2 separate regions of the Homo sapiens genome follow, and region 2 is linked to region 1. Evidence: chromatin loops called from intact Hi-C (ENCODE). Cell type or tissue: Caco-2. All regions are shown on one strand. Each heading gives the region's core, and the rest is flanking DNA. Links, peaks and the distances in the headings are about the cores only. Region 1 has its middle 61 kb from the start of LINC01559. Region 2 has its middle 130 kb from the start of LINC01559.

Region 1 (2,924 bases), core at 226-2,725:
GTTCTAGTACTTGCAGCTTGGAAACAGCAAGCCCTATTTCTCTATTCTCATTCAAAACAGGTCAAATGAATAGGCAAGATTTCCTTCCTATAAGATTCAGCTCCTTGGGCTTGTGTGTAAGAGGCAAGATCTTATCCTCCTCCTCCTCCTCTTCTCTCCTCTTTCTCCCCTTTCCCCTTTTCCCCCCACTCCCTCTGCCCTTCCTCACTTCTTCTCCTCCATCTCCCTTTTTCAATATCTTTAATGGCTCATGCAGCTTAAAACTTCACTGGCAGTTTTCAGGGTTTTCAAGAGCATTGGATTGCCAGAATGAGATGTGTGCCTTTCCCATGATCCCCATGACTTAGGCATCTAACTGATCCAGTCCTTTCTCACGGTTGGACTTCTGGCTAGGGCACCACTCCATGCTCTTAGCTGTCATCCCCTCAACAGGGTATGGTGCATTTGGAGCCTCCTTTCTAGTTTTGACTCCTCCCAGAGCCAGCTTTTTCCAGATGAGGCCAACTTCATCTAAAACCTACAGTGGCATTAGGCTGAGGATGCTGTTCAGTTCTGGGCCTTTCCCTTTTGGAAATATAATGTATAAAAATGACACACCTGCTTATTCTCCAGCCTGGCAGTTGTCAGGGCTCCACTGCATGCTTGGAGATGTGCCAAGAGATTATCTCAGCAACCTCATCTCCCTTGATTACTTGAAGTTCTCAGTGTTAGTGGCGATCCTTAATGAGGGGACACAGTTTAGGTAGGATAAGATAATGGGCCATTTATCTTGCAGGTTCAGAGGGATTTATTTCTGAGATTCGACTCTTCCAGGAGGGAGAGGAGTCCTGGGGAATAAATAGACCCAGGGTACTGGAACAAGGAGCACATAGCCGTGGAATGCCATTGCAGAGGAAGCCGGACAGAGCCGGAGCCAAGGTCCCCGAGAGCCAGGATCAAGGCTTGGTTATCTTGGACTTGGTGGCACTAAGCACAGAACTGCTGCAGGGGAGTTAGCCTGATCTAGCCCCCAGCCTACCCTGACTTTTAGGAGAGGTTGTTGGCAGAGTAAGTGGACAAAGCTGCATGTGTGCATTTCTGAGTCATGTCTTTCAGAATCCACCTTGTAAGTTGAACTCTGCCTGCCTCGTGGATGCTGTCGGCATATCTCTGACTTCGGCTAAAGTAAATTTCAATTACTTTATCTTTTGGCTCTTGCTGCTTTTTAATCCCTTCCCCCCTGATAAGGCACAACCACATCCATGGCTTTTCTCCTGTGTTGGAGGATCTGGTCTCTTTGTGTCAGAGTGATGTGGATCACAGATTGGGGCTAACAGCACATGGTATTTCACCTCCTTGCCCAGAGTTCCATGGCCACATGTGCCATATGACTGACTCACACTTTCCCCGAATTACGTAACTGCTGCCTGGAGCCTTGTGATAACCCCCCTGGGACCTGCTGACAGTGCTGGGACTATTCCTCCTGTGAATGGCTACACACACCCTTGATGCTTGGGTTCTTCCGATCTCAAAGACTGAATAGAACGTTTAAGGTTCTGAAATCTCCCACTTCCAAGGATTCAACTTGCCAACATTTACTGAGTGCCCATCAGATGCCAGGCTCAGTGCAAGATGTCGTCATTTATTTCAACCGACTCTCAACTTGTTCAGTAGGTATTATCATTATCCTGTTTAATAGATGAGGAAACTGAGTATTGGACCACGTAAAGGACTTTCTGAAAAAATCATCTGGCTAGCAGTGGAGTATAAATTCAAGCTGAGATTGACTTGACTTCAGAACAGTGCATCATGTGTCTTTGTAGGCGTGACTCTGGTCAGTAGCTCCATTTACACCGAACAGTCCCATATTTGAACTTTTCTTCCTACGCAATAAGATTTTATACCTCATCTTCCAGTAGATGGAGTCCCAAGAATGTCTGGATGAGAAAAGCTTTGTGGGGGGAGGGGGGAAGAGGGGGAGGGACACACATCTGATTTCCATCCAGTCTTTCCTTTTCCTCTTGCATCTTGCCTTGTTTTCAAAGGAGAAAAAGGAGTCAGTGTTGTACAGTGATGCAGAACATTTTCTCTGGATTCAAGTTGATGGATTCGAATCCCGGCTCTGTCACTAACTTTGTGACTTTGGGAAAGATACTTCTTCTAAGTCTCAGTGTTCTCATCTGTAAAATAGGGATAACAATCATCCCTCACTCATAATTTTGTGATAATGAAATACAATAATGTATGTACAGAAGTTATTATTTGGTGCATAATGAATGCATACATTGACCATTTATATTACTAATAAATAGCAGCTGGCATGGGTGTGTAAATTGGTGCAACTACTTTGGAGAGCAACTTGGTGATACCCAGTAAAATTGAAGATGTTCATACCCTGTGGCCCATCAACTCTTCTCCTAGGTATACACATAAGAAACATATACAGAAATGTTTGTATCGGCATCATTTGTAATCACAAGAAGTTGAAAACTATATATTCATTAATAGAAGAGTGAATAGATAATTATATAGTCATACAAGGAAATACTATGCATCAGTGAAAATAAATGAAATAAAGCTGCACAGATGAACATAGATAAATCTCGTGAATATAATTCTGAGGGCAGATAGTGGAAACACAGCTAGGTACCCATTAAATCTTAAAGCTCCAAAATCTCCTTTGACTCCATGTCTCACATCCAGGGCATGCTGATGCAAGGGGTGGGCTGACACGGCTTTGGGCAGCTCCGCCCCTGGACTGTTCAGGGCACAGCACCTGCAGCTGCTTTCATGGGCTGATGTCGAGTGCCTGAGGCTTTTCCAGGCACAGGGTGCAAGCTGTTGATGGATCTACCTTTCTGGGGTCTGAAGGATGGTGGCCCTCTTCTCACAGCTCCCCTAGGTAGTAGCCCAGTGGGGACTCTGTGTGGGGGCTCCAACCCCAC
Region 2 (2,924 bases), core at 241-2,740, 66 kb after region 1:
GAGCATGGGGTAGCAGAGAGATCACTTATGGCCACAGCCCCCAGAGTCTGGGAACCTGACCAATTCTACTATTTAATCCTATCTGGGGGATCCAAATTTCCCCCTTTTCCTTTGGCCAACGGAGATACTGCACTATGGCTAGGAAAATAGTGGCACTTTGTTAATCCCTTCTTGGCCGAACTACCTAGATTCAAGTCTTGACTCCTTCACTTATTAGCTTTGTGATACTGGGCAAGGTTTTCAGCTTCTCTGTGCCTCAGTTTTATGTAAAATGGGGCTGAAACATGATACATTTCATAAGATTATTTTATGGCTTTAAGAGGTAAATATATATAAAATAAGTAGCGCAATGCAAGGGGTGCATAAATGAGAGCTATTATGATAACTGTTGGAATACATCCTAATTTAGAATACACAAAGGAAATAGATGGGGTGAAGGGGAGTGGTAAAGCAGTGAAAAGTCAGATTCTTTGTTAAATGTTCTGTGATTTATGGAGCTTCAGATTTTTTAATGTAACTGTTACTCCAAACAAATGTTCTTTCCCTCTTCTTCTACTTCTTCTCATGAATACAATGGTGTTAATTCCTGTGCCTCTTACAGTTCAAGCAAGAAAGACTGCCCAATTGTGGCCTAACCTGTGTGTCTATAATTTGGTGAGGGTGATATGCCCCAATATAGAGAGAACCATAATTCTGACCTTTCAACTAAATGGAATTAATTTTAAAAGGAAAAAAATTAAATACCAATAAAGTTAATAAACAATTTTGAATTAAGAAAGTAACACTCCTTTATTGAATTCATTATTTTAATATCCCTTTGCTGAGTTTGGAACAGTCACATCTGCCAAATTTCAACTAGGTCAGCACAAATGTTTTTATTTGTAAAATATTCATTAGTAAAAATAACTATACCCCATTGTTTAAAAACCCTTACCAAGTGGATTGGGTGCTGCTGGTTTATGGTCCTTGTCATCCACATTGTGAGATACCAGTTATTTGGGTCAATGGCTCCTAAGCCAGATAGCACCAAATACTTGGCTGGATATTTTCTCATTCATGTTTGCAAACCTAGAATTAGAAAGTGAGATGACCATATACAAAACTGTAGCAGCCAGATTTGACATTAAGAAAACAAAACTAAGCTTAACTCAAAAGGGCCCCCAAAACAGCAATGAACAAGAACTATTTGTCTATTCTTCCTCCTGTTGGTTGAGTCTGCACACCAGGATGCAACTAACAGTCCTCTTGAAAGAGCGCTGGAGAAATGCTCTGCCCTGCTGGTTAAGCAGACTGCTATGTCACAACTTGAGTTGAGTTTCCATCAGCATTTCAAGGTCAGCACCCATGATCATTCCTCAGTAGCCTGTTAGAACAAAGCACCCAGGGCTTCTCTTATCTCTGATGCCTATAGATCAAGACAGTTCTTGCTGGAAAGAATCCTTGGCTATCTCCATTTATTGTCCTCTCAGCCTCTGACAACCTAGAGAAGAATGCAGTGACTATTTCTCAGAAATGGACGGTGTGGGACAGGTGGTTCAGACAATTCATGGCCAAAAGATTCAGCATTCAGGCCAAAGAAACTGATAAAAAAAAAAAACAGGATTCTTTTCTAACCAGTTGTCTGAATTACTTACCCTTCTCTCTTCCAGAGGCCCTGCTGCCTGACAAAGAGAAATTCATAATGACAGTGGAAAATTGCCAAACTCAGCAAATTTCTCCAAGCAAATAATGATTCCAGTAAAGAGTGTTCAAGTTTGCTATAACAATAATGAAAATAATAATATTTTATACACTAAAGTGCTTCTCATCCCCTAGTCTGCTATTTAATATGTTAAGTTTATACATTTGCATATGCCTGTAGGAGAATGTGCACAGTGTATATTAAACACATAAAATACTTTGGTGAAACATTGTCAGTTGTTTGATTAATTTCCAAAATTTATTCATCTTGCCTACTTAAAAACTTTAATCCCGAATATTACATTAGCCTCTACCCAATCTTAACAATTTCTCCCATTCACATTTTTAGGATCGAAATTTTCATCTATTAACATCATATAGATGGCTAAGAAGTTAGGGGCATCTTTCTCTGAATGTGTAATTTCCTACTCAGAAAGCTAAAACAAAACCTGAGGAAGGGGAGGCAAATGAAACATTTTCTCATTTGGGATTGTGCCTGATTTCTATTATCTCTACCCAGCCTGTCTGAGGTCAGAAGCTCAGAAACTGGAACATCACACTAGCCTAGCCTGGCTTTATTCAAGTTTAGAAATGAAACACTAGAAATACAGGATTCTGCAGAGCTAAAGATTTCTGTAACCACAGTGACTCATAAACACAGCACAAGAAATGTATTTGATTTGGGTTTTGGCCTTTAAATGTGCCACTTTCATCTCTTTTTGGCCTCTCCTTACCACACAGTGTTCCACTTAGGATATCATAGCCAGAGCTGTAAAGCTCCCTAAAGTCTTTGAAGAGAAAGGCTGATTTTGTGCAAAGTAGAGCTGTTGTTTTATTAAGGATGCATGAGAAAATATAACTAGACTTCACAGAGTGACTAAGAAATGCTGCCGGTGGGCTGAATCTCAGCCATCACTGGCCCTTCTGAGATCTTTAATCTCTTCTGTGAAGATCAAGAGGGAAGTGTGTGTAGGGGAAAAGCAGAGCCAGGCCCAGTACCAGGAGAAGGGGAGAAGGAATTTTGGTGAGGAAATTCAGCTCAGCAAGCATTCATTGAGCTAGGTGCTAGAGATAAAACTTGATAAATTTCCTGCCACAAGAGGACATGCAAACAGGAAATTTCAATATAATGTGCTCAGAAATAGTGTAGAGATGTGCTAGGGGACCCTGGGAGAGCTGCGTGGGGTCACTGCAGTCACTATGGGGATTATAAAGGAAGGGTATCTGGACAATGGAAGGCTGAG

Evidence for each region. Hi-C counts contacts between places; a loop is a spot of excess contacts. Peaks named below come from ENCODE experiments on the same cell type or tissue, not always from the same donor. Only the 100,000 strongest peaks of a DNase experiment are listed, where the experiment ranks them.
Region 2: a loop joins it to region 1, with 8 times the contacts of the local background. A loop is called at or near these places in 1 of 110 quality-filtered maps.

The regions. Positions count from the first base shown.
Region 1 is chr12:13,435,853-13,438,776 of GRCh38, forward strand. No RefSeq gene overlaps it. Among named protein-coding and RNA genes, the nearest start is that of LINC01559, 61 kb to the left of the region's middle. RefSeq lists an enhancer at 2,409-2,924. In Caco-2, for the core only: no CTCF peak of the experiment used is centred there; a DNase peak (open chromatin) is centred at 1,395.
Region 2 is chr12:13,501,935-13,504,858 of GRCh38, forward strand. No RefSeq gene overlaps it. Among named protein-coding and RNA genes, the nearest start is that of LINC01559, 130 kb to the left of the region's middle. In Caco-2, for the core only: no CTCF peak of the experiment used is centred there; a DNase peak (open chromatin) is centred at 1,357.